Linked DNA regions of Homo sapiens: region 1 is linked to region 2. Evidence: read pairs that join two places in POLR2A ChIA-PET (ENCODE). Cell type or tissue: endothelial cell of umbilical vein. All regions are shown on one strand. Links, peaks and the distances in the headings refer to the core of each region. The heading gives the core; the rest is flanking DNA.

Evidence for each region. Peaks named below come from ENCODE experiments on the same cell type or tissue, not always from the same donor. Only the 100,000 strongest peaks of a DNase experiment are listed, where the experiment ranks them.
Region 1: POLR2A ChIA-PET joins it to region 2 with 10 read pairs; 3 of 35 experiments call an interaction of 5 or more read pairs at or near these places.

Annotation. Positions count from the first base shown.
Region 1 is chr1:164,266,248-164,271,635 of GRCh38, forward strand. No RefSeq gene overlaps it. Among named protein-coding and RNA genes, the nearest start is that of PBX1, 290 kb to the right of the region's middle. In endothelial cell of umbilical vein, for the core only: no CTCF peak of the experiment used is centred there; no DNase peak of the experiment used is centred there.
Region 2 is chr1:164,585,590-164,590,977 of GRCh38, forward strand. The region is part of intron 2 of PBX1 (PBX homeobox 1); the gene reads left to right. Among named protein-coding and RNA genes, the nearest start is that of PBX1, 29 kb to the left of the region's middle. RefSeq lists an enhancer at 5,044-5,388. In endothelial cell of umbilical vein, for the core only: no CTCF peak of the experiment used is centred there; DNase peaks (open chromatin) are centred at 3,162 and 3,442; H3K4me3 peaks cover 380 bases.

The DNA.
Region 1 (5,388 bases), core at 293-5,292, 320 kb before region 2:
GTCAATCCTTAAATTCATAAGGAACTGAAAGGTGCTCTGAATAGTCAAAACAATATTGAAAAAAGAAAACAAAGTTGGGGATCTCATCCTTCCCAATTTCGCAACTTACTCCAAAGCTACAGTACATAAGCCAGTGTAGTACTGACATTAAGAAAGATATATAGACCAATGGAAGGAAATTGAGAGTTATATATGGAATATAAACCAATGTATCTATAACTAATTGATTTTTGACAAAAGTGATGAGTTCATTCAATGGGGAAAGAAGAGTCTCTTCAACAAAGGTACTGGGACAAATGGATTTTCATCACATGAAAACAGAGTTGAATCCTTAGTTCACAGCATATACAAAAAAATTAATTCAAAGATGGATCAACGGCTGAAATATAAGAGCTAAAACCACAACATGATTAAAAGAAAACCAAAGTAAATCTTCATTACCTTAGATTTGGTAATGAAGACTTAGATATAACACCAAAAGCATGAGCAATGAAAGGAAAAATATATAAATTGAACTTCATCAAAATTAAGAACTTTTATGCATCAAAGGACACTATCAAGAAAGTGAAAAGATAGCCTTTAGAAAGGGAGAAAGTATTTGCAAATAATATATGTTAAGGGTTTAATATCCGGAATATATAAAGAACTCCTACAACTCAACAACACAAGACAAAAAAAAATTTAAATAGGTAAAGGACTTAAATAGACATTTCTCCCAAGAAGATATACAAATAGCCAATAAGCACATGAAAAGATGTTCAACATCATCAATCATTAAAGGAATGCAAATAAAAGCCATAATGAGTTACCGTTTCACATTTATTAGAAGACCATAATAATTAAAACGAAACAAAAACAGAAAATAGCAAGTGTTGCCAAGTAAGTAAAGAAGTTGGAACCCTAATACATTGCTGGTGGGAAAGTAAATTGTTGTAGTCACTGTGAAAAACTGTAAGGCAATTCCTCAAAATAGTAAACATATAATTATCATATGACCCAGTAATTCCACTCCTTGGCACATACCCAAAAGGATTAAAACAGGGGGTTAAACAGACATTCATAATTGAATATTCATTGCAACGTTATTCACAATAATCAAAAGGTAAAAACAATGTAAGTGCCCAACAACAGTTGAATGGGTAAAGAAAATGTGGTGTATACGTACAATGGACTATTACTCAGCAATAAAAAGAAATGAAGTTGTGATACAAGCTACAACATGGATAAAACTTGAAAATATGCTGTGTGAAATAAGCCAGACACACAATAAACAAGTACTATATGATCCTACTTACATGAAATACCTAAAATAGGCAAATACGTAGAGCCAGAAAATAGATTAAAAGTTACTAAGGGCAAGTGTATGGGAGATTGAGAAGTTATTGCTTAAAGGCTAGAAAGTTTCTGTTTGTGGTGATAAAAATCTTTTAGAGATAGCGATGATGGTTGCATGGCATTATGAATGTAATTAATGCCACTGAATTGTATACTTAAAATGGCTTAAAATGTCAGATTTTGTGTTACATATATTTTACAACAACAAAAAAGTGAAAAAAGTGTTAATGCTACTACAAAGCAAGTTAACCAAGAAAGGCAATTCCTCAGTATAATTTTGCTCTTTTTGAATTAGTCTTCAAAAGTTATCGATCTCTATTTAATCTAACCTTGCTTTGTACACAATGTTGAAAGGGTCACTTTTTACCACTCACCTGGAATTTTTATATTGTGTCAGAATTCCTCCTAACACTGTTCTACGATTTCAGTCCAGATTGAGGTTAAGTGACCTCCTAGTAGCTTGTACTCAACTTTCAGCTGGCTTTTGTTTCCTCAATTATTTGTAGGCTGTTTTGATGTACGTCAGCCACCAACTAGTCCCCATTCATGTAATAAAGTTAAATAAATGTATGAGCACCTGTCCACTCTTTTTGACTTTTCTGCTCCTGTCTTTCTTATTTTTCCAGCCACCAAAAGAAGCAGAAAGCGCAAAATAACTAGGAAGTAAATTCTCTTGTCATTGGAGCCCTATGTGATTAACGGTTTGGCAGTCATAAGGTTTCTCTCCTGTTTCACATCAGGATTTAACATCTCCATTCCAGCAAGAATTGCAAGCTGTTAGATGGTGCTTTAATTTGCTAATAATTTAAATACATAAATACTCACCACTTTCATGCAGAGAAACTCTGCTTCTAATTACAGCATAAGTACAAAAACTTTACTACATAAATATCAAGCAATATCTAAACATAACCTAGCAAAGATACTTAAATAACCTTTACTTTTTTGTTATACAATAGATTTTTAAAATATAGAAAATAGAAAATACCAGAAGGTATAAGGAAGAAAATTAAAACTATCAAAAACCTCACCATTCACAAGGCATCAAAATTATCTTTGCATATTTATTTATAGTTCTCTTCATGTTAAATGTGTATGTGTATACATACATAAGTAGGGTTATCAAGGGTATTATCTTATTATAAAAAGTATATATTCATTATAGAACATTTAGAAGACATAATAATTTTTTTAAATGATTGTTACTTTATCATTATTTGGATGCAATAATTTTTATGTTTTTGCTACATATGCTTCCAAATTGTTTCTGTGTCAGTTAATGACTATTCCTGATTATAGAAGACATAAATGTTAATTAGCTAAACTTGGAAAATGGGGCAACTTATTAAGAAAATCAATGACTGGGATATATCCTTCCTGAAATATAAATATAGCTTCAGTGACAGATAAAATTATTTTAAGGCAATTCTACATGTCACTCAACAATTGAACATCACTATTTTCTCAGTCATCAAATATACTACTAAAGCCTAAATTTTAATATTTATACAGAATTTTTCAGTCTGTACCTATCATGGTTTAACTATTCTATCTTCTGTTGTCTATCTTATCTTCTGCTCAGCTTATGAGGGTACAAATTTCTTTGCACTCTCACCAAAATCAATAATTATCATATTTTTAAATCTTCACTGATTTATTAGGTGAAAAAGTATCTTACTTGAATTTTTAATTTACCCTGGTTTGATTATTAGTGACATTAAACCTTTCCTACATATATGTTGATTACTTGTTTTATTTCTTTTGTGAATTGCTGTTATGTATCTCATGTATTTTTGCTTATGTTTTCTATTTTTTATAATAATCCTTTGTCTATGAAGTTAGAAATATTTCTTCTTTCATAAAAATTATACAAATTATACAAGTTATTTGTTTTAAATTTATAGCTATTCTTACATAGATGGTTTCTTTAAAAATTAAATTAAGATCTATCGTTTTTTTCCATTTAGTTTTATTTTATAATTATTCTTAGGCAGGCATTCCCTGCTTTCCAATATTTAATATTTTAGCTATTTTTTTATACTTTTTGTTTACATTTAATTCTGAATACTACTAAAATTTAATTGTATTACATCATTTGATGTAGACAATTGAAATTCCTAATTTTTTTCAATTACTTAGTATCGTTAATTGGAATGTCTACATTTATTTGAAATGCTAGCTTTATTACATGCTAAGTGTTCTATATATGAATGGGTCTCTTTCTAGGCTTTGTATGCTATTGCATTGATAGGTTTATCAGCACAGAATTACTAAAATTATTGTAAAAATATAAACACTCTAATGTCTCTCAGTCTGAGTGACCTCTTTTGTTCTTCTAATTATTTTTGTAAACATTATTATTATGAAGTTTTCAAAAAACTTGAAACTTATTTAACCTTAGAAGTAGTGAAGTGACTATTACAATTTAGAAAATCTTCCTCCCCACCCTAAAAATTATAAAACTTTTCGCAATTGTAATGACCTTGGACAAGATACCTAAAGCTTAACTTTCATCATAATGATCATTGAGGCATTTTTTTCTGCAATATTCTTTAGAGCTATACAAAAAGTAATGACCATTGTCCAGAAAGTAGCTCTAACATCAGTCATAAGAGCATCCTACTTAATTATGTGCTTACTGATTATACACGAATGAACAATGATGCTTCTGACTGTGATCTCTATCAACACGTGGATAACATTGAATAGATCAGTAAGTAGTGGTGCTTTTAAGATCCTCACTGGCAGTTTCTTGCTTTTGGTCGAACAATGTAATATTGTATCCGTAAAAGGTCACAGCATTTCTGGTGGCAGTAGATAGGTTAGTGGCTTTGAGTTCTCTGAAATTTGAAGTTTTGTTTCAGGGTTAATTTAGAGTTTTTATGGAAGGTTACCCTGCAAATTTCTTTAGGAAACCTGCTGCCATATATCCTTTGCAAGCACTGACTAGAAGAACCAGGCTTTATAAAGAATTGTTTAGATTAATCCAATAAGAAGCCTGAGGAATAGAAACAAATAAGAAAATTGCACCATTGTCACTTAAACAGGGTTTTCTTATGAATTATATATGAGTTATTTATGTTGCCCTTTGATTCTTTTATGTTTCCTTTTCAAAAAGGAACAAGTATTTTGGCAGTTACATTCAATAATTAGAAATTCATATTAAGCTGCTAGATTTGTATCTACCAACTTTTCTCCCAGGCCAAACTTATTATATGCCAACTAAGTTTTTCTTAGTTGACTTCTTGAAAGTAAGTTTGTTTTTCTACATGAATAGTTGATTTCTGAATAATCAATTCAATTTACAAATTTTCAGAAGTGGATAATAGGAGTAATAATGCTTTAGGGATGTAGAGAAAAAATTCACTTAGAATTCATTAAACACTGTGTGTCCACAACCCCAATCTCCCTCTTCCCTCCTTGGATACAGGAAAAAAAGTCATTTCATGTTTTGAGGTCTTTTGTGTTCTGTCTGTGTACAAAGAAAAGGAGGTTCCTCTCCAAGGCCTACTTAGAAACTAAAACTTTGACCCATTCATTTATGTGCCCGTTAATCAATATTTGTTGAACATCTGCATTTTACTAGGTATTTCGATATTATACTAGGCATGAATTGTAACTTCTGTGATAATCTTTGATTTAGGACACTGGAGTACCCTAATGTGAGGGCTACAATTAATTAGAATCTAAAGACAAAAGCAGAGAAATGAAAATAGATTTTAATATATTTCCTGTGATCATTAATAACAAGCTTGCTCAAAAATTATTTTCAGCCTTTAACTATTGACCTTCACCATTTGTCTAAATTTTAAAAAGTGAAACTGTATTTACTATTGGATTAAGCAAGTCTATTTTTTTTATTGATAAGCTCTGTAGCATATATCTTCTGAAGCTTACCTTCTCAATTCAATGCCTTATCCCTTGGCCTATTCTCCATTTCCAGAAACATATCTGATTCAAGATATAAGATAACATATTAAAATAACTAGCTAACATATGCTTCCTAGACCTATGCTGAAATAAGTTCTTTAGAGCAGAAGAAAAACACATCAG
Region 2 (5,388 bases), core at 64-5,063:
TGAACATTTCTTTTGGCTTGGTTTAGAGACCACTAGAACCAGTTCCTTTCTCTGATTCTTTTCTGTGGTTGCTTCACTTTCTTGCTCAGTAGAACCACAATCTATTAAGATTTCTTATTTATGTTCTTCTTAGTTGCCAAGGCTGCCATCCTGACTTGGGCATCTTGGCAGCTAATAACAATGTATGTCTAGCTGAGAAGCTTTTAGCATTTTGGGTTGTAAACTTTTTCTTTACATCCAATGTTCATGGGAAGTCCTTTCTTAAACAAGAACCCCCTTCCTTTCTGTAATTAATGAAATAAATGTCAATATATAGTTTCACCTCTTCTGTATAACATCCTTTGAATAAGTAGTGCTTATGACATTCATTCATTCATTCATTCATTCAGATATTCAACAAATGGCTTTTTCCAGGAGTACTTAGTAAAAAAGAGAGAAGAACAACTGGGGAACCTGGCAGTACAACTTTGATATTCACAGATAGGTGCTGTACTACACACATGTTGAAAGAACTGTAAATGTAGGTGATTGCTCTCATAGTCCTATGGGCACACACATCTTATGTTTAGGGGTTTACATTGGTGGACTGACTTATTGCTGTAATGTGTTCAGACAAATAGGAATAAGAAGAGCAAAGGGGTGTGTACTATCTGCAGAAGACACATGTGCATGTATTTCATTGCTGTGCTAGAGGAAGCTGCTCATGGTAAACGTGCTGAAGTTATCCCTGTTGCAAGAACAAGCATCAAACACAGGACTGGGCACGTGATGAATGTTCAATAAATGCATGCTTTCCCCTTTTCATTTCCAAGGTGGAATGGAAACATCTGAGCCCATGTGGAGCAGCATTATGATGCAAGGGAACAATTACTGGACTGTTCTATGTTGAGTTGATAGGTAATGAGGGGGCACCTCACTCAGAACAATTTCTTATCTGTAATGGGGGCACTAGTTACACTCATTATCCAGGCCCTGTCCACTTCCAGGGAGGTTGTGAATCTCTAGTGAGATGGGCGTAAAATGCTTTGTAAATTATAAAGCACCATGTAACTAAGATTTCTTTGTTAACCTATACTGTCACAATTGCTTATAAAATCAAAGCAAGAGAAAGAAGTCACAGATTGGCAGGCATGTGGAGGGCTGATTTAGAACATGGCATAGATTTAGAAATCCTGTTGAACACAGAATTCGTGGGGCATGCAGTGAATATGGAGCTGGAGATCTCAAGGGAGTTGAACAGAGAGGTGTGATTGAGAGTCAGATGATGGTGAGTCGAGACCATTATCCGCAGAGGGAACTTGAAAATAGAGGTTATCTGCCCACAGAGAGAACAGTGGCAACAGTCCACCAGGATTTTATATGGAGAATGAGATTTGAATGTCGACCTCACACCCAATTTCAGCAGCAGCTCTGCGTTGTAAGGATGTCATGCATAACGAGGTATACCAGCGAAATAGCAAGCCCATGCTTGACATTGAGCAGCATAGGGTGTTGTTTGTGTGTGTGTGTCCCTGTTTCTCATTCCCGGTTTTACATAACTGGGATGTAGGATGCTACAACTACTGCTGTATCTTCAGGTAAGATGTACTGCTATCTTTCACTTTTATGTAGATGTGTTCCTAAAAAGTGTATGGGTGTGATTTTGGTAATCCTTATCCTAAACTTAAGTCCATTCCTTAGTTTCATGGAAGCAATGTATATGACAGAAGGAACACCAGAGGGGAGTGTTGTGGAGAGTGTTGTGGTGACTTGGTAAGTTGCTTACACATTGGGGGTCTTGGCTGTCTCATCTCTAAGTGAAGGGGTTAGATATGAATGATTAATAAGATCCCTTTCAGGTCTATGCTTCTAGCACTCCCTTTTGTCGGGTGAGGAGCCCTTTTTGTATTGTGTATACTCACCCAGCACTTTATCTGCCTCTTTGTTGTTAGCTGATGATCTTTGTGTGTCTGATTTTTTTTTTTAAGAGTAAGGATGTCATGCACTCTTATTCAAAGTGTAGAGTTTATTCTCCCATTCATAGGAATGCAAAATGAGAAGTTTTAAATACACGGATTCACTTCCTAACCCAGTTTCTCAGAAGATTAATGAATAGTCATCCTGTTGACCCATCTGCTTCTCTTCTTCACATCGTTTTGTGCGGATGAGGCACACACAGACACAGAGTTCTCACTTGCAGCAGTCCGGCACATACAGCCTCACACGCGCCACACCAGGGGGTGTCCCCAGGAGAGGTAGAACAGGTGCCAGATGTTGCAGCAGTACACTCCTCCCTGATCCTCCTTCTCATCCCCCACCCCTTTTCTGAATCTCCTGCACAGTCACTGAAGTCCCATTTTTATATGCAAGAAGAGAAGAGAAAGAGCCCTAGGATGCAAGGATGCCTTGTCACCTCTCATCTTCTGTGCTGGGATAGACACCTGATCTTTTTGGAAGTGAAATCCAGAGTCTGGGGCAAAGACCAAAGGACAGAGGCCAAACCAAAAGTGACTGCATGGTTGCATGCGGGCCCCAAATGATTGAATGAAGCAAGGATACCCATCGCAGGGAGCTGAAAAACCTCACATCCAGATGCGGTCAGAGAGGTTCACAGAATGAAAGGCAGTCTGATGAGTGAGTGAGATACACCCGCCTGTAGAGCACAATAGAAAAATCAATAGTAAGGGGAGGTGAAAGAGTTTCAGCTGGGTTTTATTGAGCACAAAGAAGACAAACTGGCTTTTGCTGTGACTTCAACTGTATGTTAATAGTGCTTTTTAAAAACTACAGTACAGGATTTGGGGAAAAAAAATCACACGGTAAAAGTTGCCAGCCAGTATATGTAAGTGCACACACACACAGAGATGAGGAAAAAGAGAAAAGAGAAATACACTCCGGACTAAGCTTTTTTTTTTTTTTTTTTTTTTTTTTTAGTTTCGAAGCATATGGTGAAGTGTGCTATAATTTTATATGCATATATATTCTTTATTCTGGACTTCCAGAAAGCAATGAGTTTCATCTGTTTTTTTCCCCACCTCTGGTTCCTTCTTCCTTTCCCTTGCTCTCTACAAGTCTGCTGTGGCTTTATTAGGAATTCCCTTTGGTTTAGGGGGAAAAAAAATAAGAGGGAGAGAGAGAGAGGCTGGAGGGGGAAGAAACAAAACTAGCTCTTGGCTGGCCGCCCACAGCATGGGCCCAACAGCCTTGTTTGAGCGCGTTGCCCCGGCCTTCTGTTTTCTTAAGCTCAGCCCCCTTTATCCCTCCGCCCCCACCATGCCCTCCTTTTCCTAACTGGGCTGAGGGAGGCTGTTTCTACCCTCCTAACCCTCTTTTTTCCTTTCTGTTGTTTAAAGAGAATCTTTCTCTCTTTTTTGAGGCTCCAGCGGCGAGAACAGCAGCGGATTTCTCCTTGCCGGCCTCTCCCCTCCTCCCCAGCCCCCTCCCCGATGAAGGGTTCATCCAAAGTTCGAATCCAGACTCTGAACAAAGTGGCGCAGACCTTTTCCTGACTCCTCACCCTTTGTCCTCATCACTCAGTGACAGACAGGAATCAAATGCTGAGGACCCAGGCGGGAGAGGGGCAGTGGGGGAGGGAGGGGAGAGGAGAAAAGTTCCCATTAACTCGCCGGGCCCTTAACAACCACTGGAAGGAGGAGGGGGGCGCGGCTGAGAAAGGATTTTTGTTTAAGTTTCTGCAGGCACACACACAGCATTCCCAAGTTGTTTGCAGATGGTTTCATCTGGTTTCTGTTTGAGGGGAAGAGAGTATGGGATGATCAGTAAGGAGAGGGGGCGGGGAGAGGGAAGAGTCTTCTCTTGACCAGAAAATGATACCTGTGGTGTCTTTTCCTGAAACTGAAAACATTAAAGCGTTCTGATCCCAGAGAAAACAAATTCTCTGGGATATAAGGGTTCACCTTTTGGAGGTGGATTACACTTTTCAGGACACCAGAGAACCATAGAGCAAATTACTTCTTCCAGAGTGCTAAATGATCCCCTGGTGCCCTGGAAAGAGACCGTTTACCTCCAAAAGGTGAGTTGTTTATTGCCAGAGAGTAGAATATTGGCTGTAATGCCTGCTCATCCATCCTTCTCCATCCCTGCGAGGTATTTAGGGTGGAGGAGATATTATCCACCTGTCACCATGGGGAAGGAGACTGACAAATACTTTTCTGATTCCTGTTCCTAAGATTGAATTGCTGGGGAGGAAGGTGAAGTGACTTTTCCAAGGTCTTATAGTGATCCAGTGATTGAAGTTGAATTAGATTTCTGTTCCTGTTGTGGTGCTCTTGTTTGTCAGAGAAAAATAAATATCTTAATGCTCACACGGAGCCTCCCGTAAAAAGGCTGATAAGAAAGGCCAGGTGCGGTGGCTCATGTCTTTCATCCCAACATTTTGGGAGGCTGAGGTGAGACATGGCTTGAGCCTAGGATTTCAAGACCAGCCTGGGCAACATAGTGAGATCCTGTTTCTACAAATAGTAATAATAATAAGACATCCAGGTGTGGTGGCACATGCCTCTAGTCCCAGCTACTCGGGAGGCTGAGGTGGGAAGATTGCTGAGCCTGGGAGGTCAAGGCTGCAGTGAGCCGTGATCGTGCTGCTGTGCTCCAGCCTGGGCAACAGAGCGAGACCCTGTGTTGAAAAAAAAAAAAGCTGGGGGTCAGGGAGCAGATAGAAGAAATACCTTGGCCAGCGCAACTGGAAAGGGAGGAGCCAAAAGGGGAACACTTTCTTGATTGTCCCAGCCTCATTAGGAGCTACCACAGGGCTCTCCTGCATGCTCCTTGTTTTCTTTGTGCTCTGGACTTGCTCACTTGCACTGCTTGCTTCTTCCCAATCGCCGCCGCCCCCCTGTGCTTCAGGTAAACAAGCTGCTCTGTGGGAAGTGAATAATGGGGCCTAAACTGACGAGGAGGAAGTTAAGTTGAGAGGTGCCGTTTTTGGTGAGCCTTAATGAGGAGGACAACAGTGTGAAATCTTACTTGGCATTGTGACCAGGAGATCTATTGCCTTTTCCTCCCCTAAATCTTCAGAATCATAGTGGACTATATATGACTCCCAAAAGTGTATGCTTTTACCTAGCCCTTGGAAGCTTGGATGGTTAGAGCAATTGGGAGTTTAGTCTGTTGGGGTAAACAGGGCATTGATCTAAGGATTTGTTAAACTGTAAACCAAATAAAGAGCAAAGTCTGCTCTACAGGGATGTTGAAGATTCAGGATATTAAAAAAAAAATCTCTGACTGCATGATTACCCTTCCAGACATTTATTGAGGTTTTTGTTTGTTTGTTTGAGACAAGATCTTACTCTGTCACCCAGGCTGGAGGGCAGTGGTGCGATCTCGGCTCACTGCAACCTCCGCTTCCTGGGCTCAAGTGATTCTCCTTCTTCAGCCTCGTGAGTAGCT